2 separate regions of the Homo sapiens genome follow, and region 1 is linked to region 2. A link is an interaction called in ENCODE POLR2A ChIA-PET data of the cell type or tissue named here. Cell type or tissue: Panc1. All regions are shown on one strand. Each heading gives the region's core, and the rest is flanking DNA. Links, peaks and the distances in the headings are about the cores only. Region 1 overlaps LOC107986053 (a long non-coding RNA gene). Region 2 overlaps LINC00501 (long intergenic non-protein coding RNA 501).

Evidence for each region. ChIA-PET counts read pairs that join two places held together with the same protein. Peaks named below come from ENCODE experiments on the same cell type or tissue, not always from the same donor. Only the 100,000 strongest peaks of a DNase experiment are listed, where the experiment ranks them.
Region 1: POLR2A ChIA-PET joins it to region 2 with 5 read pairs; 4 of 35 experiments call an interaction of 5 or more read pairs at or near these places.

Annotation. Positions count from the first base shown.
Region 1 is chr3:177,234,715-177,247,273 of GRCh38, reverse strand. All of the region lies in intron 2 of LOC107986053 (a long non-coding RNA gene), which reads right to left. Among named protein-coding and RNA genes, the nearest start is that of TBL1XR1, 44 kb to the right of the region's middle. In Panc1, for the core only: no CTCF peak of the experiment used is centred there; no DNase peak of the experiment used is centred there; H3K27ac peaks cover 1,664 bases.
Region 2 is chr3:177,298,877-177,311,435 of GRCh38, reverse strand. The region is part of intron 1 of LINC00501 (long intergenic non-protein coding RNA 501); the gene reads right to left. Among named protein-coding and RNA genes, the nearest start is that of LINC00501, 11 kb to the right of the region's middle. RefSeq lists a silencer at 5,868-6,068 and an enhancer at 11,163-11,252. In Panc1, for the core only: no CTCF peak of the experiment used is centred there; no DNase peak of the experiment used is centred there; H3K27ac peaks cover 4,022 bases.

The sequences.
Region 1 (12,559 bases), core at 2,009-10,008, 65 kb after region 2:
CTCCCTCTCCTGTGCTCACTGACTGCCTCTCACATTTGTCTTTCTTCAATTCCTTCCAAACTACTATCTTCTTCCTTTTGAAGAACCTTTACAAAGGTTATTTCTTTTGCTTGAAATAGTCTTCCCTTCTCATGCCTCCCTCAACTTATTTAACTCCTACTCAAATGTCACATTTTTAGGGAAGTAAGCCTCTTCAGACTTATTTGCATTCCCCATCATGCAAATTTATATGATTACACTTTTTCACAGAACTTTTACAGTCGTAATTTTCTGTGCATTTGTAAGCATATTTGATTCAAGTATGGCCACAAGGCTCATGACAGGATGGACAACGTCTATTTTGCTCACAATTGTCTCTTATGGCTTATGAGGGGATTTAATAAATATTGGTTGAATAAAATGAATAAATGAATGAATGAAATATAATTTGTAAGGTAAGGATAAAAGGCTTGTTCTTAGAGCCTGGAATTCTCTTCATTGTTTAAGTCTGATGACATAACATGAATTGGGAAATGTATTAAGAATTTCCGGAATTTTTTTTTTTTGAGACGGTGTTTCACTCTTGTTGCCCAGGCTGGAGTGCAGTGGCGCGATCTCAGCTCATGGCAACCTCCGCCTCCCGGGTTCAAGCAATTCTCCTGCCTCAGCCTCCCAAGTAGCTGGGATTACAGGTGCCCGACAACACGCCCAGCTATTTTTTTGTATTTTTAGTAGAGATGAAGTTTCACTATGTTGGCCAGGCTGGTCTCAAACTCCTGACCTCAGGCGATCTACAGTCTCGGCCTCCCAAAATGCTAGGATTACAGGCGTGAGCAACCGCGCCCGGCCGATTTCTGGAATTTGATTGTTGAGCCTGAAATGTATGTTTATAAGGCTCCATTTCTCTTTCTTTCTTTCTTCCTTTTTTCCTTTCTTTCTCTCGTTCTCTCCTTCTTTCTTTCTTTCTTTCTTTCTGTCTTTCTTTTTTGACATGGTGTCTTGCTCTGTCGCCCAGGCTGGAGGGCAGTGGCACAATCTCGGCTCACTGCAACCTCTGCCTCTCGGGTTCAAGCCATCCTCCTGCCTCAGCCTCCCAAGTAGCTGGGATTACAGGCATGCACCACTACTCCCAGCTAATTTTTGTATTTTTAGTAGAGACGGGGCTTCACCATATTGCCCAGGCTGGTCTCGAACTCCTGACCTCAAGTAATCTGCCCACCTTGGCCTCCCATAGTGCTGAGATTGCAAGTGTGAGCCAACGTGCCTGGCCATCAGGCTCCATTTCTATTTGTAACTGCCAACTAGAAACAATATGAAAGAGCAGTGGCTCTATAAAAATGTTAGCCAAACCCGTACTTGTGTATATGATATCCCGGAGTGCAAACTCAAGCGTGGCAAAAGAGAGGGAGAGGCTTACATGAGGACAGATAGCATGGTATGGTGGTTACGAGCTCAGTCTTTGGAACCCAACTCTCTGGTTTTGAAACTCTGCCCCATTGTTTATGAGCTATTATTCTTAGGCAGTTTCCTGTTTTCTCTGTGCCTCAGTTTTCCCGACTACAATATGGAGCTAAACGGTGCCTCATAGGCTTATGAGAATTCAACCATTTCACATTAGTAAAATGCTTTGAAGATTTCCTGCAAGAGGACAAGCGCTACATAAGTGTTAAATAAATAATACACACTTCATGGGAGTTGCTGTTCCCGGAGAGGTAAAAATATATTAGTAGTCACAATAGTCAAGTACTGCATATATAAATGCCACTTCAGAGGGTATAGGTCAGGTCTACTCCCTTCTCACCATCCTCAATCCATTGTCTTGGGTTAAGGAATTGTGTCACCAAGACTTTCTTGTTACATACAGATGTTTTCCGGGAGCTATAAACAGGGAGCTATTACCACAGCTTTAGCAAGGTCTAAGTGTAAGGTCTAGGATGATTCATTTCAATATACAGAAGTCAGAAAGAAGTAGTTCATTTAGGGCCAGGCCCGGTGGCTCACGCCTGTAATCCCAGTAATTTGGGAGGCCAAGGCAGGCGGTTCACAAGGTCAGGAGTTCGAGACCAGCCTGGCCAACATGGTGAAACACCATCTCTACTAAAAATACAAAAAAATTAGCCAGGTGTAGTGGCACATGCCTGTGATCCCAGCTACTTGGGAGGCTGAGGCAGGAGAATCGCTTGAACCCAGGAAGCGGAGGTTGTGGTGAGCGGAGATTGTGCCATTGCACTCCAGCCTGGGCGACAAAGCACGACTCTGTCTCAAAAAAAAAATTATAATAATACATAAGAAGTAGTTCATTTAATCTAACAAATATTTACTGAGAATTTCTGAGATTGGCTAGCTGCTTCCCATTTGCCATGTTCTTGCCCTCCTGGGCACACTGCTGGCTTGCATAGCCCATGTGCCTTGAATCTAGGAAGGGACCATAGAGAGCTCTCTCTCCAGTGCGTTGTGAGCAGGGCGATGGGAGGCACTTGTGGGCCATGGCAGTTGACAGGTGTGCTTTCTACATCCACTCTCTTTTGTCCCTTATCTGAGGCTGTGCTGGAGGGCTCTGACTTCCTGGGTATTGCAAAGACTTCGGAAAGAAGGTCTCTTAAGTGACTGCACAGAGCAGAGCTTCCACCTCCCCTAATTCCAATCTGAGGTTTCTCTGTTATCTGAGTTTAAATTGGAGCCTAGGAGTCATTTTAATGGGGCTTCATCACCAAGCAGCTCGATGAGTGGTATTACTACGTATTTAAAACTAGCTTTGGGCTGGACATGGTGGCTTATGCCTGTAATCCCACCACTTTGGGAGGCTAAGGCAGGTAGATTGCTTGAGCACTCATGGCAAAACCTCATCTGTACAAAAAATAAAAAAAAATTAGCTGGCGTAGTGATGTATGCCTGTTGTCCTAGCTGCTTGAGAGGCTAGGTGGAAGAATCACCTGAGCCCGAGAGGCCGAGGCTGCAGTGAGCTATGATTGTGCCACTGCACTCCAGCCTGGACAACAGAGTGAGACCCTGTCTCAAAAGAAACAAAAGACTGGGCATGGTGGCTCACGCCTGTAATCCCAGCACTTTGGGAGGCCAAGGCAGGAGGATCACTTGAGGTCAGGAGTTCGAGACCAGCCTAGCCAACATGGTGAACCCTGTCTCTACTAAAAGTACAAAAATTAGCCGGGCACGGTGATGGGCACCTGTAATCGCAGCTGCTGTGGAGGCTGAGGCAGGAGAATCACTTTAACCCAGGAGGACTGAACCTAGACAGAGCTGGGATTACAGGCACGTGCCACCAAACCCAGCTAATTTTTGTATTTTTAGTAAAGACGGGGTTCACCATGTTGGCTAGGCTGGTCTCAAACTCCTGACCTCAAGTGATCCTCCTGCCTTGGCCTCCCAAAGTGCTGGGATTACAGGCGTGAGCCACCATGCCTGGCTGACTCACTATATTTCAAGGGTCCTTTTCTCAAAGACATACCAAAAAAAAAAAAACCACACAATTACTACCACACCACTTCTTCCACACCCCTAGGATTCCAGGAGAAAGGAACAAAGCTGGCATGGTTTCTGTCTGCTCCATTCACTTGAGAAGGAAGGTCTCTGCACTTTGGGGGAATTACGGTAGTTTCCCCTCACGAAAGGGGAAGAACTTTTGGTCTATGACTTTTTAACTTCATGACAGTTTTCTCTTTCCCTGTGGAAAGAGAATTAAATCCTATCTCTTCCACTCCAACCCCTCAAATAGTAAATTGAGGCTATCAAGACAATTCCAATTCTAGGTTTCGGTTTCTTTTTGCTATAAGGGCTTAAATTGGAGCCCTCGAGTATACTTTCTTTGCTGAGAAGTATTATGAATGATTTCATATCTAACACTAGCTTTGTTATTGAGGCTATAGATAAATGACTCTCAGCAACAGCAACCTTTGGCACCTCTGTTCTGGAATATCACGTTTTAAGTAAAGTACAACCTAGAAAACAACTCAGCACCTTAAGAGCCTTCTAAAATGGCTTGATTTTATTGTATTACTAATTCTGGGCCAAAGAGTTTATTGCATCAGATGATACAAATTAGAATGAGAGTGCAGAAGAGAATACTGTGTAAGAATAATCATCCATTACAGGGCTGATATTTGATAGAAAGTGTTAATTCATTTACATTGTTAAGTATCCACTGAAAATGCAGATATTATCATGGTAGTATGATCTCTGAATCAAGGGCTCAGATTTTTGTTAGAATCTCATGATTAAACATGTCTTAATTGATAAATTGAAATAATAAAGCTTGTTTCACTTAAGGTAATATGTTTTCTGGTCTCAAATCCTTGTTGTCTCCTTTTGTCCTTTAAGCATTAATAGGTATAATCTGGCCGGGCGTGGTGGCTCATGCCTGTAATCCCAGCACTCTGGGAGGCCAAGGCCGGTGGATCATGAGGTCAAGAAATTGAGACCATCCTGGCCAACATGGTGAAACCCCGTCTCTACTAAAAATACAAAAATTAGCCGGGCATGGTGGCACGCACCTGTAGTCCCAGATACTCGGGAGGCTGAGGCAGGAGAATCACTTGAACCCAGGAGGGCAGAGGTTGCGGTGAGCCAAGATCACGCCACTGCACTCCAGCCTGGCGACAGAGTGAGACTCTGTCTCAAAAAAAAAAAAAAAGATATAATCTTCAATTTATGATAGCCATAAAGAAAATTAAATTCCATTACTATTTATTTTTAAAATTAGGCATAGATTCTAAGTTTCCACTCTGAATCACTGACTTTAGTCTTTTTCCATGGAGTTGTAAAGATTAATAAGGGGCCGGGCGTGGTGGCTCAGGCCTGTAATCCCAATACTTTAGGAGGCTGAGGCGGGTGGATCACTTGAGGCCAAGAGTTTGAGACCAGCCTGGCCAACATGGCGAAACCCTGTCTCCACTGAAAATAAAAAATTAGCCAGGCAATGGTGGTGCACACCTGTAATCCCAGCTACTTGGGAGGCTGAGGCAGGAGAATCACTTGAAACCCGGGAGGTGGAAGTTGCAGTGAGCCGAGATCACACCATTGCACTCCAGCCTGGGCTACAGAATGAGACTCCATCTCAAAAAAGAAAAAAAAAAAAGGCTAATAAGGAACTGAAGAGAGTTAGGAATATCTTATCTGCACTTATTTAAGAATATAAAATGAAAATACTACATATGCTTTCTAAGCCTAGCTCCACTGAACTGACACTCGAAAGCAGAGATCTTAGATAAACCTTGTGTTCTAAATTAGTATTGGTTGACTGGCTGTACCTTTGAATCAGTGTATTATATGTCACTTTCCAAAAAACAGCTGCATTTTAATAAGCCTTTTATGTTAGTATGTTCCCCATAGAGAGTTAGACCTGCCAATTGTGTGTGCATTTTTCTAACATCTATAAGACTATCTGAAATAAAATCATAGATTTTAGGAACTGCAAGTTACTTTGAACTTTTCAATTGTAATCTAGGCAGCTTATTTGCCATTTGTCCTGTGGCATCTGCTTGAACAACAAGAAACATTTCAATCAGACTTTGAAAAAGAATAAAATGTAATTTTTAAAACCAACACTTTATTAAATTGGACGACAGGTAAATCAACAAGTAGCAGAAAGACTATTTTATTATCTTGGTTTTAATTGCTTCTTAAAAATGGTTCAAGAGTTTGTATTTATTTATTTATTTTTTGGGGACAGTCTTGCTCTGTTGCCCAGGCTGGAGTGCCGTGGCAGCATCTCGGCTCACTGCAGCCCCTGCCTCCCAGGTTCAAGCGATTCTCCTGCCTCAGCCTCCTGATTAGCTGGGATTACAGCATGCCCCACGATGCCCTGCTAATTTTTTTGTATTTTTAGTAGAGAGGGGGTTTCACCACGTTGGCCAGGCTGGTCTTAAACTCCTGATCTCAGGTGATCCGCCCGCCTCAGCCTCCCAAAGTGCTGGGATTACAGGCAAGAGTTTGGGGTTTTTGAGATGGAGTTTCACTCTTGTTGCCTGGGCTGGAGTGCAATGGCGCACTCTCCGCTCACTGCAACCTCTGCCTCTTGGGTTCAAGCGATTCTCCTGCCTCAGCCTCCCAAGTAGCAGGGATTACAATCATGCGCCACCATGCCCGGCTAATTTTTTTGTATTTTTAATAGAGAGAGGGTTTCACCATGTTGGCCAGGCTAGTCTGAACTCCTGACCTCAGGTGATCCATCCGCCTTGGCCTCCCAAAGTGCTGGGATTACAGGCGTGAGCCACCGCTCCTGGCCAAGAGTTTTGTTTTTAATTAATGTATTGTTTTTGAATGTTTTTCCTGTACTTTTTTTTTTTTTTTTAGACTGAGTCTCTCTCTGTCACCCAGGCTGGAGTGCAGTGGCGCGATCTTGGCTCACTGCAACCTCTGCCTCCCGGGTTCAAGCAATTCTCCTGCCTCAGCCTCTTGAGTAGCTGAGATTACAGGCATGCACCACCACGCCCAGCTAACTTTTGTATTTTCATTTTAGTAAAGAAGGGTTTTCATCATGTTGGTCAGGCTGATCTTGAACTCCTGACCTTGTGATCCACCCGCCTCAGCCTCCCAAAGTGCTGGGATTACAGGCATGAGCACGGTTTTTCCTGTACTATTAAACACAACCTTCCTGGACCGCAGGGAAGACTATAGGGGATTTAGGCGAATGGAGAAGGGAGCATAAAAGATGAATGAGCTCCAGCAGGAGAGGCCTTGGTGCAACCGGGGTTAGTGGGTCCCCACCTGAAATGCATTTGGAAGCACTCAGTGAGTTTTTGAAAATGCAGAGTCTCAAGTGCTACTGAGGAGATTTAGATTCAAAAGTTGTAAGTCATGACCCAGGAACATATATGAAATTTCTCTGGTAATTCTGATGATCATCTGACCTGTTGCACCTCCATTTTAGTTCAGTTCTTCCACTCTACAGGGCAAATGACCGGAAATGGCTTTCACAAAATTAATTAGTAATCAGAATTGAGGTTGGAATCCAAGTATCCATATGCCGTGGATTCCCTTATCCATGTTCCTTCAACATGACCATACTCGAGGGAGAGAGGAATGAAGGGTCCACGGGCTGAACACTAAGAAACAGAGGACCTGATGCGGGCGGTGGCTCACGCCTGCAATCCCAGCACTTTGAGAAGCTGAGGGAAGTGGATCACGAGGTCAAGAGATCGATACCATCTTGGCCAACATGGTGAAACCCCGTCTCTACTAAAAATACAAAAATTAGCCGGGCGTGGCGGCGGGCGCCTGTAGTCCCAGCTACTCAGGAGGCTGAGGCAGGAGAATGGCTTGAACCTGGGAGGCAGAGATTTCAGTGAGCCAAGATTGTGCCACTGCACTCCAGCCTGGGCGACAGAGCGAGACCCCGTCTCAAAATAAATAAATAAATAAATAATTTAAAAAATAAGAAATACAGAGGACCTACTTACATGCCTTTACCTTGAATAGTCCTGATAGCCTATTCTGAAGAATCTGACTCAGCAATTCCACTGGGGTATTTATGGTAGTGAAAATTGGAAACAACTTAATTGACCAACAATAGGATATTGAATATATAAATTATAGTACATAGTTATGATACAAAGGAAAAATATGTAGCCTTTAAGAATGATGATACAGATGTACACTTTTAGCATGAAAATATAGTCACATTACATATACACACAGAGAAAAAATTTCTGAAGTATATACATCAAAATATTGACAGTGGGTTTCTCTGGGTAATTGAGATCATAGGAATTTTTTCAAAAGTTTTCTAATCATATTTCACATATTTTCACAACAAATAATCAACTCATACACACAACACATTCACATATAAAACCAGAGGTTTTTTTGGTTTTGGCAATTTGTTACAGTTCATTGATTCTTTGTTGAACCAAATACCAACCCAAACAAGAATAAAGATGATGAGAAGGTTACATGCTTTACATGCTTTTCTGTGAGCTCTTGAGGGTTTCATAAAGCTGAAATAAAATTATGCACCATGTCTATATTTGAATTGACGGTGTATTTGTTGAATGTCTGTGCTTATGTGAAGACTCTTCCTAGCATATAAATGTGAATATCATAATACATGTTCATTTTTCTTTCCCTTAGGGATTTGATTAGTGGTTTCAGAGGACATGGTACAAAGGGATACAATAATAAAAAGGTATAACAGTTTTTTGTAAGAGGAAAGGAGTGAGATTCTGTAATTGACCCAATATTAGATCTACAGCTCTACCAAAGATCTTGCTGTCTACTGTGCTTATTAATAATTTAGCTATAGTGGTACACAAAGGAAGTGGTTTGTAATTACTGAGAAAATATTGAAACCTCCATTGAAGATAAGGTTATACGGTCTAGCAATAAAAATGTGTGCCTGTGCAATATATTACTATATTTTCCAATTTGACTGCAGCCCTAGTAAGTCAAAGGTGGTTATTTCTTCTATGAGACAGGGTTGTGATGGAAAGAACATTTGCTCATTTTATGATTCTAATCTTGTCTCTGCTACTGACTAGTTCTGTGATCTTGGGTAACAGCAACATGTAAAGTTCAGGGTTCAAAACAAATCTGGCTCTCTCTATAGAAAGTGCTCCATTTAGATATGTGTATATCTATACGAGTTTAAGTACATACGTATATATGCAATATTTAGCCCCAAACTAAATATACAAAGTTCTTATTATATTCATATACTGGCCGGGCATGGTGGCTCACGCCTGTAATCCCAGCACTTTGGGAGGCCGAGGCAAGTGGATGACCTGAGGTCAGGAGTTCGAGACCAGCCTGGCCAACAGGGCGAAAGCCCATCTCCACTAAAAATACAAAAATTAGCTGGGTGTGGTAGCGGGCACCTGTAATCCCAGCTACTTGGGAGGCTGAGGCAAGAGACTTGCTTGAACCCAGGGGGTGGAGGTTGCAGTGAGCCGAGATCACACCACGGCACTCCAGCCTGGGTGACAGAGCGAGACTCCGTCTCAAATATATATATATATACACACATACTAAGAATTTCAGAGGCCATGATCTAGATGTCATTTTTTAAAGGCTATCTAAAAATAGAATATCTTTCATTAAGTCAGAGCCCTGGAATACTAAAAGTTAAAACATTAAAAATATAGGAATGGGCCAGGCGCAGTGGCTCATGCCTGTAATCCCAGAACTTTGAGAGGCCGAGACAGGCAGATCACCTGAGTTCAGGAGTTCGAGACCAGCATGGCCAACATGGTGAAACCCCGTCTCTACTAAAAATACAAAAGCCAGATGGGCGTGGTGGTGCATGCCTGTAATCCCAGCCACTTGGGAGGCTGAGGCAGGAGAATCGCTTGAACCTGGGAGCAGAGGTTGCAGTGAGCTGAGATCCTGCCACTGCACTCCAGCCTGGACAACAGAGCAAGACTCCACCTCAAAAAAAAAAAAAAAAAAATATATATATATATATATATATATATAGAGAGAGAGAGAGAGAGAGAGAGAGAGAGAGAGGAATGACAGCACAAGGTGCTTTTTATAATACCTGCTTCTTACTGCCTTAGAACTATTTTGCTAGTTTTCTAATGGTGAGGATACCATGCTGAAGCATGAGGTGAATTACTAGGCTGGGACTGTGATGCGGTAACATTGGCTTTATGTTTTTGGAGTATAGTTCTATCTACCCCTAACACACCTGGGTGTATTCTAGTCCCGTGGTTGCAATAGTGATAATAACTAGCACTTGTTTAGTGCTTATTGCTTGTCAAGCCCCGTGGTAAATATTTCACATGCATCACCTCATGTACTCTTAATTGTATTGATTAGGAAATGAAGCACTGAGAGGTTAATTGACTTGCCTAAATTTACTCAGCCAGTAAGAGGCAGAGCCAAGATTCAAATGTAGAGCATCTGACTCCAAAGCCACACCCTTAACCACTCCCTGCACAGCCTTCTCTGTGAGATCCCTGCCAAGTTCCATGAGGAGACAGGCCAGGTCTCTCGTACTCACGTCTTATTCACAGAGCCTGGTTCTGGGTTTATGCACAATTAACATCGCTAAATAATGGATAAATGATATTGGTATTTCTCAGATCAGTTGCAAGATACTTTGCTAATGACTTGTTTCAAATGATAAAGGATTAAAGTTTGTAAACTGTCGACCAAAAAATAAAATAGCAGAATCAAGGTTGACTGGGAAATAGTGTCATACTTTACTCATTTGCCTTCTGATATGGTAACAAACAAGCAAAATATGTTGGTGGCTTAGCACAAAAGAGTTTATTTCTCACTTACACCAAGTCATCTGAGCAGGTCAGCAGGTCACCTGCCCTCCTTACAGTGTCTTGATACACAGGCGCCATTGTCCCAAGGCAAGAGTTCAGAAAAGAAACTGTAAGATCAGGTGGGGCTCCACTCCTCAGCCTGAAATGATATGTCAATGATGCACTGTTTCCTCTCAGAAGTTACTGGCCAGAATTAGTCACAACTAACTAAGCATGGGATCTGAGAAGTGCAGTCTTCCATGTGCCCTAGGATGAGAGGAGAACTAGACATGGGTAAGCCCTAATGGTGGCTTCTACAGAAAGAGAGAAATGGATATTTCGTAGGTGCTGGGATTATTCATAACATTAGAAAGGCCTATTGAAGTGTGTCACACATTGACCAGTGTTGCCTTCAGTGTAGGAGACAAAGAGAGAGGAGAGGGAGGGATAATTTAAAATGTGCAGGGAAAGCTGGGTGCAGTGGCTCACGCCTGGAATCCCAGCACTTCAGGAGGCCAAGATGGGTAGATCGCTTGAGGTCAGGAGTTCAAGACCAGCTTGGCCAACATGGTGAAACCCCATCTCGACTAAAAATACAAAAATTAGCCAGGCATTAGTGGCGTGTGCTTGTAATTCCAGCTATTTGGAAGGCTGAGTCAGGAGAATCGCTTGAACCCAGGAGGTAGAGGTTACAGTGAGCCGAGATCATGCCACTGCACTCCAGCCTGAACGACAGAGTGAGACTCTGTCTCAAAAAAGGAAAAAAAAAAAGAATTGCAGGGAAAAGTTGTTACCATACCACCTTTCTGCTCATGAGCTGGAGAATTTGTAGTTTGTCATACACACATACAGAATGAAGAAAATTACCTCATCATGTACAAACAAAACATTTTAGATGGGGTAAAGAGCCAAATATAAAAAGAAACCTATAAAGGTATTTTCTAACACAGAGAAAAGCATGATTATTAACCTTAGGCTAGGGAAGCCCATCTTAAGCAACACAAAGTATAAAACCTATAGGGAAAAAAAGAGTGATTTTTTTTTTTTTTTGAGATGGAGTCTCACTCTGTTGCCCAGGCTGGATGCAGTGGCGCCATCTTGGCTCACTGCAAGCTCCACCTCCCGGGTTCAAGTAATTCTCCCGCCTCAGCCTCCACAGTAGCTGGGATTACAGGTGCAGGCCACCATGCCCAGCTAATTTTTCTATTTTTAGTAGAGACAGGGTTTCACCATGTTGGTCAGGCTGGTCTTGAACTCCTGACCTCATGATCCGCCTGCCTCGGCCTCCGCAAGTGCTGGGATTACAGGCGTGAGCCACTGTGCCTGGCCTAAAAGAGTGATTTTTTCACTATATGAATATTAAAGCTTCTCTTTGACAGAAGACACCACGAAGTTGAAAGACAATTGATATACTGGGAGAATATATTTACAACTTGTTCAACACAAAAAAGAATTAATGTTCACAATACATAAGGAACCCTAAACATTAAAAAAGACCAAAAAAGGCAGGGCATGGTGGCTCACGCCTGTAATCCCAACATTTTGGGAGGTTGAGGCGGGCGGATCACTTGAGGTTGTGAGTTTGAGACCAGCCTGGCCAACATGGTGAAACCCCATCTCTACTAGAAATGCAAAAATTAGCCGGGCGTAGTTGTGGGTGCCTGTAATCCCAGCTATTTGGGAGGCTGAGGCAGGAGAATCGCTTGAATCCAGGAGGCAGAGGTTTCAGTGAGCCAAGATCGCGCCATTGCACTCCAGCCTGGGCGACAGTGCGAGACTCCATCTCAAAAAAAAAAAAAAAAAGAAAAGAAAAGAACAACAACAACAAAAAAACCCCAAAAATCAATGCTCTGCAGAGGAAATACCAAAGGCCAATTAGCTTACAAAGAGATTTTTTACCTCAGTAATAAGAAAAAAAAATTAAAACAGCGATGAGATAGATGGCAAAAATCAAAATGATTAATAGGAGTCTAAGAAACACTATACAGAATTATACCAGGCCCGGCATGGTGGCTCACACCTGTAATCCCAGCACTTTGGGAGGCCGAGGCAGGTGGATCACGAGGTCAGAAGTACGAGACCAGCCTGGCCAACATAGTGAAACCCAGTCTCTACTAAAAATACAAAAATTAGCCAGAGTGGTGGCGCACACCTATAGTCCCAGCTACTCGGGAGGCTGAGGCAGGGAGAATCGCTTGAACCCAGGAGGCGGAGGTTGCAGTGAGCCGAGATCGCGCCACTGTACTCCAGCCTGGGTGACAGAGCGGGACTCTTGTCTCAAAGAAAAAAAAAAAAATAGACCTTCCCTTACAGTGATGGTGAGAATATAGATGGCAGTGCCTCTTTCTGAGGGCTATTTGTCAGTGGTTCTT
Region 2 (12,559 bases), core at 1,518-9,517:
CAGCTACTCAGGAGGCTGAGGCAGGAGAATCACTTGAACCCGGGAGGCAGAGGTTGCAGTGAGCCAAGATGGTGCCACTGCACTCCAGTCTGGGCGAGAGACCAAGATTCCATCTCAAAAAAAATATATAGATAGATAGATAGATATAAATGAGATTTTTAAAAAAGAAAGGAGAAAAAATAGTGAAACCAAAGTTGGTTCCTTTAAAAAAATCAATAAAATTGATAAACATCTAGAAAAATTGATCAGGAAATAGAGAAGAAAGAAATTACCATATCAGGAATGAGGTTAAAATGAATATTTGAACAATTTTATGCTAATAAATTTGACAATTTAAATGAACTGGACAAATGCCTTGAAAGACACCAACTATCACAGCTTACTTAAGAGAAAATAACTTGAATATTCCATTATCTCATAAACAAATTAAATTTGTAGTTAAAGACCTTCCAAACAAGAAAACTCCAGTCCCAGATGGCGTCATGAGTGAAGTTTACCAAACACTTAAGAAAGAAATAATAATTCAACACAAAGTCTCTACAAAAATTGAAAAGGAGGAAATGCTTCTCAACTTCTTCTATGAGGCCAGAATTACTCCATTATCAATATTAGAAAATAATATTACAAGAAAAGAAAATTACAGACAAAACTCCTTCATAAGCAAAATTAAAAAAAAAAATTTAACCAATTGAAACCAAAAATATATGAGAAAGATAATACCTCATGACCAAGTGGAGTTTATCTCAGGAATGCAAGGCTGGTTTAACACTTGAAAATCAATCAATGTAATTCAGCATACTAACTAACAAATAAGCAAAAAGATCATCTCAATAAATGTAGAAAGATCATTTGACAAAATCCAATGTGTGGGCCGGGCGCGGTGGCTCACGCCTGTAATCCCAGCACTTTGGGAGGCCGAGGCGGGTGGATCATGAGGTCAGGAGATCGAGACCATCCTGGCTAACAAGGTGAAACCCCGTCTCTACTAAAAATACAAAAAATTAGCCGGGTGCGGTAGCGGGCGCCTGTAGTCCCAGCTACTCGGGAGGCTGAGGCAGGAGAGGCGTGAACCCGGGAAGCGGAGCTTGCAGTGAGCCGAGATTGCGCCACTGCAGTCCGCAGTCCGGCCTGGGCGACAGAGCGAGACTCCATCTCAAAAAAAAAAAAAAAAAAATCCAATGTGTGTGCTGGTTAGAATGTAAAATTGTACAAACACCTTTAAAAGTAATTCAACAGATTCATAAAATGTTCCACATATATGTACCATTGACTTAGCCATTCCATTCCTAGGTATATCCAAAAATAAAAATTAAAAACACATGTTCATACAAATAAAAAATAAAAACATATGTTTTGCATATGGATTTATTTTTTATTTTTTGAGACGGAGTCTCACTCTGTCACCCAGGATGGAGTGCAGTGGCATGATCACGGCTCACTGCAAGCTCGGCCTCCCGGGTTCCCGCCATTCTCCCTGCCTTAGCCTCCTGAGTAGCTGGGACTACAGGCACCCGCCACCACACCCGGCTAATTTTTTGTATTTTTAGTAGAGATGGGGTTTCACTGTGTTTGTCAGGATGGTCTCAATCTCCTGACCTCATGATCCACCCACCTTGGCCTCCCAAAGTGCTAGGATTACAGGCGTGAGCCACTGCGCCCGGCCCAGCATATGGATTCTTATAACAACTTTATTTGTAATAGCCAAAAACTGGAATCAATCCAAATGTCCATCAATACATGAATGGGTAAACAAAGTGAAGTGCATCCATATAACAAAATACTACTCAGCAATAAGAAGGAATGAATTGTTGACACATGCAACAACATAGGTGAATCTTAAAATAATTATGCTGACTGAAATGAGCCAAATCAAAAAGAAAGCGTAGTTACTATATAATTTCATTTATATAAAATTCTAGAAAATGCAATCTAATCTCTAGTGACAAGGGGCAGATAAGTTGTTGCCTGGGGTGGGAGAAGGAGGAGGCATCACAAAATAACATAAGGAAACCTTTTGGGGGGTGATAGATGTATTCATTTTCTTAATATTGGTGATGATTGTTACTTGGGTACATACATATGCAAACCTTATCAAGATGTGCACTCTAAATATGTGCAATTTGTTGTATGTCAATTATACCTCAGTAAAGCGGATTTTGGGGTGGGAGAAAAAGGCTTCTAACTCATCTCCATGACTCCAGTATCTTGAATTGCCCAGGTGTCAAACTTGTAAGTGATTAGGTAATCTTGGATGTTCAACCCAGTTGAGCCTTCAGATGACTCCAGCCCCATTCACTGTCTGATTACGACTCTAGGAGAGACCTCAGGGGATATCCACCCAGCTAAGCCAAATCAGCCCAAAGAACCATTATGACCCACTAAGTTTTCTTTTTAGCCACTAAGTTTTGGAGAAATGCGTCACACAGCAATACATCACCAGAACAGTGGGTTTTAAGGTTTTATTTTTTTTCTCAATCAAACCTTTTCTATATACAGAACCTTATTGTTAAGTTGAATATAATAAACAGATAAAAGTAAAACTGCTGGCTGGGTGCAGTGGCTCACACCTGTAATCCCAGCACTTTGGGAGGCCAAGGTGGGCAGATCACCTGAGGCCAGGAGTTCAAGACCAGCCTGGCCAACATGGTGAAACTCTGTCTCCACTAAAAATACAAAACATTAGCTGGGCATGGTGGTGGATGCCTGTAATCCCAGCTACTCAGGAGGCTGAGGCAGGAGAATCGCTTGAACCTGGGAGGCGGAGGCTGCAGTGAGCTGAGTTCACATCCATTGCAATCCAGCCTCGGTCATAAAGCAAAACTCCGTCTCAAAAAATAAAAAATAAAAATAAAAAAAGTAAAACTGCTTTGGCTAAAATGGGAGTGGAAGAACCTAGATTTTTACTTGGCCAGGCTTCCCTGAGTGGTTCCTGAGCCAAGAGTGGCTCTCGGAGAACCTTTGTGTGACCCACCCCCACCCCAGAATTTCTCCTTTCTCAGATGGGAATTGAGGACATAAAGATTAAGTGTCACACACAAGTTATCGATCTGTGATGAAACTCTAGGTGTCTTTATTCAGAATTAACTTCACCATGCTATTGAGAATAGAAAAATGTTGTAAGCATATGTAAAATATCAGTTGTTGAATCAGAATAAGAGTGAAGTAAAAAAAGTCAGAAAAGCACACTGTGTCTATCTTGACAAATTTAACCACAAATCAACTTTTTTACCCAAGATTAAAGGAAATATTGGGTATTTGATCGGATATTTCCACTAAGATACGTTAGCACTGGTATTCCTTAATATATATTGGCCATTTTTTGTGTTCGTGATACATGAAAACAACCCGGGAAATAGGCTGAATTTGAAATAAAAATAATTTATTAGTTTTAGTGAATAAAAACACCACACCCTGCATATACTGCCAAATGGAAATATCTAATTCTTCTCAAGAGGCCTCTTTCACCCTTTTTTTCTTTTTTTGTGCTAATGGTGCAAAAACAGTGCAGTAAATTCTGTGTAATGGCCTTTCATATAGTATATTGAAATCAAATGCTCAATTTTCAATCTCTACCCGAGATTTGAAATGATTATGCTGATAAGTAGTAAAGAAAATAGATCTAGAAGAGACACACTTCCAACTAATATGATAAATTTATTTCAAAATAACATGAGTCCTAAAAACAAACACAGCCAAAATATACCTTAGAACTTCGCTATAAATCTCAGTGGACGGTTCGCTGAACTACAGCAGTAGGAATAATGTTTCTATGGTAAAAACTTAAGTCTTGCCTAATGCTGAGTTGAGAAGACCATTTCATTAACACAGGTATGACTTAGGATGGCAGCAGAGCCAAACCTGTGTACACTGAAACTGCCATTTTCTACATGTAAATGTAATCTTACATTCTGTACCAGCACTCCATCTCAAGCTGATATTTACAACTGTTTGCTCCCCGACTTGGTATCTCAGTACTCCATTTCTGCAGCTGTAATTGAGTTTCAAAGTTACACAGCAATAATTATTTTATAAAATTTTTATTACAGTAGGCTAAATGAATGCAAAAGCAGAATAATCAATTTATAAACTAAAATTAAAATTATAGACACTATATAAATGGTTTCTTTTTAAAACTCTTCAATTAAGCACTGCTTCTACCAGACCAAGAATATTTTAAAAGCATGAATGAAGTGGAATGCAAAATCAATGATATCAATGAGTGTATTTTACTTTTGTATTTTACTCTTCTTTTTTTTGAGACGAGGTCTTGCTCTGTCCCCCAGGCTGGAGTGCAGTGGTGTGATCTCAGCTCACTACAACCTCCATCTCCCAGGTTTAAGCAATTCTCCTGCCTCAGCCTCCCAAGTAGCTGGGATTACAGGTGCATGCCACCACGCCCGGCTAATTTTTGTATTTTTAGTAGAGACGAGGTTTCACCATGTTGGCAAGGCTGGTCTCGAACTCCTGACCTTGTAATCCACCTGCCTTGGCCTCCCAAAGTGCTGGAATTACAGATGTGAGCCACCACGCCCAGCCTTATTTTAATTCTTAGCATGTATGAGGGTATGTCACCTAGACCCATGTGTCAATTGCTTTTTTAAAATATGCATATTTAAAATGGAAGGATTACAAAATTCAGTAATGCTATATAGACTGAATAAAAATTTAGTTTTTGTTTTCAAAATAAAACTCATAAGCAAATAAATCATTTTGTTTGAATGCTTCAGTTTTAAGTAGTATTATAAACAAATTTCACTACTGAATCTTGTGGTCCAAGCTTCCATATTTCTTCTCTTTCAGGTCAGTAGAGAAAATATTTTTCATGCCTATGTTTTGAAAAGAATCGTAATCAAAATTAAAAACAACAGTGCAAATCTCTTGAAATCCAAAATGAATCATAAAAATATTAAAGTATGATTAATACTATTAACTCTTTTGTAATGCAAGAATTACTTGGGCACTTAGCCAACATGTACAACAACATACAGTTATATGAGAAACTTAGTCATCTGTCTTTAGGTGCATAAATGTCTAAACCTATTAATTCTCAAGGGAGATGAGAGATGAATACAGAATAAGCTAAAAACATTTTTCAAACTAGGCACAATCCCTCTCTCTATTAGACTAGGGACAGGGAAAATGTAAATGCTTGGGAAAACTTGTAACTTAATCAGAAAGCTACGCCCCTCACCTTGTTAAACCCCCTTCCTAAGAACTTCTCTGCCGGGCACAGTGGCTCACGCCTGTAATCCCAACACTTTGGGAGGCCAAAGTGGGTGGATCACGAGGCCAACATGGTGAAACTCTGTCTCTACTAAAAATACAAAAATTAGCCAGGCGCGGCGGCAGGCACCTGTAATCTCAGCTACTCGGGAGGCTGAGGCAGGAGAATTGCTTGAATCTGGGAGGTGAAGGTTGCAGTGAGTCGAGATTGCACCGCTGCACTCCAGCCTGGTGACAGAGCAAGACTCTTGTCTCAAAAAAAAAAAAAAAAAGAACTTCTCATCTAACCATCTTTATGATGATCTTCTACAAGGAAAGATTTAGTAATAACAATCATAATAAAATAATGACAACACCTTATATTGAATATTACTTTGCTATTTACAAAGTCCTTTCATTTAATTATTTAATTTGACGCTTACAATAGCTCTATGAAGTAGTCATGGTAGATACTCATTTTGCAACTGAGAAGTCACTTCTTTGAAGGAATATATATATATACACACACACACACACACACATATATATATCTCTTCAATAGTTTCAGCTATATATACTACAGCTGGGGCTAGGATTTAAGGTTATCTGATGCTCAGTCCAGTTCTCTTTCCCTGTATAATACAGTTTCCTTGAGATGGTGCTTCCTGAATTTTTTTAAAGTTGTTTTAACTTAAATGCAAGTCAAATTCTTCAGTTTCCTCTCATACGATTCCTATTTCTGGGTTAAGACTTCTGAAAACATGAAAGGAAATGAAACGTGAGCAAAACATAGATTTAAGAACTCCTAGGCATGGATCCACCAAAGACAACTCAACAAGAAAAAGGGTGTGACCTAATGCTGTGTTTCCAAAAGCAATGATTAGGGAAAGGAAGACAACAATCTGAGAGGAGCAAGAGAGAGCTGGTTTAACTCAGCTATTAACCCTCAGTTCAGCTCCCCCAAAGTCATATTAGCTTCTTAAAATAAACAGAAGAAAAAGTACTGAGATTCAAACCCTTGGCCAAGGGAAAACCACATTGAATACAGTGGGAATCAAGTCAAGAAGTCTTCCACATCATAACAGAGTCAAGTCTGAACAGAATTGACCAAGCAGGAAAAAAATGAAAATAAATGTAATGGAAGCTCTGAAAACATACTATAGGAAAAGAAACAAGGAAAGAAGAGAGAGAGAAAGAGGGAGGGAGGGAGGGAGGGAGGAAAAAGGGAATGACAGAAAAGACCTTGAAGAAAAATCAACTTAAAGATCAGAAGGAGGCCGGATGCGGTGGCTCACGCCTATAATCCCAGCACTTTGGGAGGCCGAGGTGGGTGGATCATCTGAGGTCAGGAGTTCGAGACTAGCTTGGCCAATATGGTGAAACCCCTTCTCTACTAAAAATACAAAAATTAGCCGGGCGTGGTGGCAGGCGCCTGTAATCCCAGCTACTCAGGAGGCTGAGGCAGGAGAATCGCTTGAACCCAGGAGGTGAAGGTTGCAGTGAGCCGAGATTGTGCCATTGCACTCCAGCCTGGGGGACAACAGCAAAACTTCGTCTCAAAAAAAAAAAAAAAAAAAAAAAAGATCCCAAGGAAATTATTAAAATTTGCTTCATGCCATAACATACATTAATGAGACTATTAATTCAATAAAGTGTGAGCTCAAAGAGAAGATGATAAAACCACAGAATGAGATTAAAAAGATGTGACTGAAACTATATCATCATAGGACTAATCAGTAAGCTAGAACATGGCAAGGAAGAATAGATACCACTGAATATAAAATCATAAAGCATAAAATATGAATTCAAGTAGAATAAAAATAATGCTAATAAATTAAGGAAAAATAAAGGATCAAAATTCCAACTAATAATCGTTGGCTTCTCTGTGCTAGAGAAACTACAAATGCACCAGAAGCTGTGGTGAAAGATACAATAGTAGAAAAATTTCCACACTCTCACCCCAAGTGAAGGAAAAAAATCTGGATATGCAAATCGGTTCCAAGAAAATTGTATATAGAATGCTCAATATAGAAACTACCTTAGTTAGTAACCACTGAACATCAAGTACAAAGAAAGAATTCTTTAGATGTCCAGGAAAGCACATCGCCCACTGTAATGGTTAATTTTATGTGTCAACTTGACTGGGCCATGAGGTGCCCAAACATCTGCTCAAACATTATTCTGGGTGTGTCTGTCAAAATGTTTCTGGGTGAGATTCACATTTCAATTTATAGACCGAGTAAAGCAGATTGCACTCCCCAATGTAAATAATCAACTGAAGACATGACTAGAACAAAAAGGCTGAAGAAAAGAGAATTCTTTCTGCCTGGTTACAAGAGCTTTTCTAGCCTTGCGACTTGGTCTAAAACAATGGTTCTTCCTGGGTGTCAAGCATGCTAGCATTTAGACCGAACTATTAGAACCATCAGTTCTCTTGGTTCTCGGGACTCCAGATTCAGACTCAGACTGGCTCTCCTGGGACTCCAGCTTGCTGCCTCCAGGTCTTGAGATTTCTCAGCTTTCATAGTTGCATAAGCCAATTCCTTATAATAAATTACACACAGAGGCACACACATGCACATCCTATTGGTTCTGTTTCTCTGGAGAACCCTGACTAGCACATATATACAAAGGTGAAAAAAAATCAGACTGGCTTCCCAGGTATTCCTAGTAACATACAATGGCAGAAACTAGAGACACATTCACAAATTCTAATGAAAAGAAACGGTGGCCAGGCACGGTGGCTCACGCCTGTAATCACAGCACTTTGGGAGGCTGAGGAGGGTGGATCACCTAAGGTCAGGAGCTCGGGAACAGCCTGGTCAACGTGGTGAAACCCCGTTTCTACTAAAAATACAAAAATTAGCCGGGTGTGGTGGTGCGCCTGTAATCCCAGCTACTCAAGAGGCTGAGGTGGGAGAATTACTTGAACCTGGGAGGCGGAGGCTGCAGTGAGCCAAGATCGCACCACTGCACTCCAGCCTGGGCAACAAAGCAAGACCCCGTCTCAAAAAAATAATAATAATAATAAATAAGAAAAGAAACTGTGACTCCGGAGCACAGATTCAGTCATGGCATCTTTCTAGTATAAAGACCATAACAGATAGTTTTAAACATAAAAGAACTAGGAATATCACTGAAGTGCCCTTCTTGAAAAAATATGTGACAATGAAATCTAAACAAATAAAAGGTGAATCAAAGTAAAGATCAGAGAAGCTATGGTACAAAGACTGGTGGGGAACAACACTTCCACTTAAACCAAGAAGTTATACTAAAACAATGAAAACTATGATTACAGAAAGTAAACACTGTAAATCTGGATAACTTGAAAATAATATAACTAACAGCCAGTGAAGACGGGCAAAGAGAAGATGGAAGAGTATTAATGTTCACACTTTATACTACCTAAAATTGAGGGGAAAATATTTTTATTTTTAAAATTATTTATTTTATTTTATTTTATTTTATTTTTTTGAGACACAGTCTCACTTTGTCACCCAGGCTGGAGTGCAGTGGCACTATCTCGGCTCACTGCAACCTCCGCCTCCCAGGTTCAAGCAATTCTCCTGCCTCAGCCTCCTGAGTGGCTGGGATTACAGGCATGCACCACCACACCTGGCTAATTTTTGTATTTTTAGTAGAAATGGGGTTTCGCCATGTTGGCCAGGCTGGTCTTGAACTCCTGACTTCAGGTGATCCGCCCGCCTCGACTTCCCAAAGTGCTGAGATTATAGGGGTGAGCCACCACGCCCAGCTGGAAAATACTTTTAAATGTTCTTCACAACCTCTTTTATAACTTTAGAGGGATAATTTAGGAAATATTTCTTGGGGAGGAGAAACATTTTTTTTTGAAGTCCAACAATTCCTCCAGTTATGTTTCATTTTATTTTTCTTCTACTGAATTCAACAGTTTTTATTGAGAAACAGTACTTAGGCCATGATGACATTTTTATACAATATCACTATTTGAGTGCATGCATAGAAAGAGGCAAGTCCCTTCGGTGTTAACTGTGGCAGTGTCTAGGTGGTGGTATTTTAGGTGATTCACATTTACTTTTCATTTTTACTTTCCTAAATAGTTTGAATTTTTTTTTTTTTTTTTTTTTTTTGAGACGGAGTCTCGCTCTGTTGCCCAGGCTGGAGTGCAGTGGCATGATCTTGGCTCACTGCAACCTCCGCCTCCTGGTTTCAAGCGATTCTCCTGCCGCAGCCTCCCGAGTAGCTGGGACTACAGGCACACACCGCCACGCCCAGCTGATTTTTTGTATTTTAGTAGAGACAGGGTTTCACCATTGTTGCCCAGGCTGGTCTCGAACTCCTGAGCTCAGGCAATCCACCCGCCTCAGCCTCCCAAAGTTCTAGGATTACAGGCGTGAGCCACCGTGCCTGGCCAGTTTGAATTATTTTTTAAAACATTTAAGCGGTTTAAAAAAAAAAATGCTAGACACTAAAATGCAAATTACCTAATATATACCTAACCGTTCTTTGTTTTTCTAAAATAAATTTTCAATTTCTAAAAATATCAAGTTGCCCCCTAGCTATCTAATTGCTATCAAATATTTGATGCAGTGCTTACAAAAAAAATGATGCAAAATTATTTCATGCACCTTTGCCTGTACTCTCTCTCAATGGAAGAGAGCTAGAGAATCTTAGGAAGGAAGAAAGGAAAAAAATTGGCTGGGCACGTTGGCTCATGCCTATAATCCCAGCACTTTGGGAGGCCAAGGCAGGTGGATCACCTGAGGTCAGGAGTTCGAGACCAGCCTGACCAGTATGGTGAAACCCCGTATCTACTAACAATACAAAAATTAGCCAGGCATGGTGGTGTGTGCCTGTAGTCCCAGCTACTCAGGAGGCTGAGGCAGGAGAATCACTTGAACCCGGGAGGCAGAGGTTGCGGTGAGCCGAGATCATGCCACTGCACTCCAGCCTGGGTGACAAGAGTGAGACTCCGTCTCAACAAAAAAAAAGGAAAAAAAGTAAGCCTTTTACTTTCTCCCACTTGAAACATACATGACTGCAGTCCATTTTACCTCCAGAGTAAATAAGTAAAAATGACCCAGACATTATCTTAATGAGGCAGAATTCATATAAGTGTGGGCCATGGTAGCAGGTTTGAATACTGACTCTCATTTCTAGGTCTGAATAGAAACCTCGGTTTAAATACTGACCCTTTGAAATCTAGGCTTGAATATTGACTCTCATTTCCTGGCTGTGTGACCTTGGCAAGTTCTTCTTTCTGATTCCCAGGGCATATGGCCACAGAACATGGTACATGATGGCAAGAATTAAACAGACAACATGTGTAAATAAATTGGTACGTATTAGGTCTTTGGTAAATGGTAGCTATTATTATTTTCAAAATAATTATTTCATTAAATTGAAAGAAGGGACTTGGAAAGACAATCAAATTAGAAAACATTCTGGAAACCTCTCCAAAGGCAACTTTTCCCACTTCCACGGCATCTATTACCTTTTTCGTGTCTACGGCAGGAGTGTGAGGGCCCTTTCCAGGGGAGCTGAGAATGGACAGTTTCAACAATGAAAAGTGGTAGTAGAGTCTCTTTCCTTCTCGGTACTATGTAGACCAACACAAAGCCTGGCTCTTTCTGGACTCAAGTAGAAAGGAGGTCTCTGCTCATGATTTCATGGTATCAGCTTTGTAGCATGCATCTGGATTAATTTTTATGAGCCCTTAGAGTATATCATTTACCAAGTTGTACGTGCAAGCAGGTTGCCTGACTTCCCAGAAACTAGGTTCACGAGATAGTGCTGAGCCTTTCCGGGTGAATGAATGACCAGAATGCAAGACCCTCCTAGCCCTTCACTGAACCGTGGCTCTCGAGGGTGTAGTTCTGCATGTATCACTGGGCTGCAGAAATGCTTTCCAGTCCAGCTCACAGCGCTATGCACACAGCTCCTCCTTCTCCATCTGAGGAGGGCATTTATAGGGCACACACAGCTGTCCAAAGAGGAACAACTCCTTCAGCAGCGCACTTTAGGCTTGGCTTTTGTGAGAGAAGAATAAACATGAGCTTTGTGGAAGTTAAAGATAAGAAAATACTGCGTCCTGGCTACAGGTCCAAGTCCAATCTCTTACACTCACAGAGCCCATCCTTTGAGTCATCAGCACAGAGCTTACCAGTCCTTACCAGTAAGGGCATTCTCTCAAGAATCTCAGGCTCTAATTCTAATCCTGAGTTAGGCTAGACAGCACACTTGCCACCCCCCACTTTGGTGTCAGGAGCTGATGTGCCAAATGTATATCAGGTCCTTAATTGCTGGGATGATTTTTTCACATTCACTTTTGGATCTTTTTTATCTTTTTCTTTTTTTTTTGAGACAGAGTCTCGCTCTGTCTCTCAGGCTGGAGTGCAGTGGCATAATCTTGGCTCACTGCAACCTCTGCCTCCCAGGTTCAAGCAGTTCTCTGCCTCAGCCTCCCGAGTAGCTGGGATCACAGGCACCCACCACCACGCCTGGCTAATTTTTTGTATTTTTAGTAGAGACGGGGGTTTCACCATCTTGGCCAGGCTGGTCTTGAACTCCTGATCTCAAGTGATCCACCCTCCTTGGCCTCCCAAAGTGCTGGGATTACAGGCGTGAGCCACCGCACCCAGCCTGGATCTTTATCTTCTATTATTTTGAGAGGATGGAAAAGCAACGTACAAATGCACTTTATAGCACTCTATCAGGCACTCTGAAAAAAAATGTGAACTCTCAGGCCAGGCGCAGTGGCTCACGTCTGTAATCCCAGCACTTTGGGAGGCCTAGAGGGGCAGTTCACTTGAGCCCAGGAGTTTGAGACCAGCCTGGGCAGCATAGCAAGACCCCATCTCTATAAAAAAGAAAAAAGTTTTCTAAATAAAAATTATAAAGTAACTTAAGAGTATAGTTTGATTGTTTGTAAGCCAGGTGTGGTGGTTCACACTTGTAATCCCAGCACTTTGGGAGGCCGAGGCAGCTGGAGCACCTGAAGTCAGGAGTTCAAGACCAGCCAGGCCAATATGGTGAAACCCCATCTCTACTAAAAATACAAAAATTAGCCGAGTGTGGTGGCGCACACCTGTAATTCCAGCTACTTGGGAGGCTGAGGCAGGAGAATCACTTGAATCTAGGAGGCAGAGACTGCAGTGAGCCAAGATCTTGCCACTGCACTCCAGCCTAGGTGACAAAGTGAGACTCATTCTCAAAAAATAAATAAATAGGCAGGGCATGGTGGCTCACACCTGTAATCCCAGCACTTTGGGAGGCCGAGGCGAGCGGATCACCTGAGGTCAGGAGTTCGAGACCAGCCTGACCAACATGGAGAAACCCCATCTCTACTAAAAATACAAAATTAGCCAGACGTGGTAGC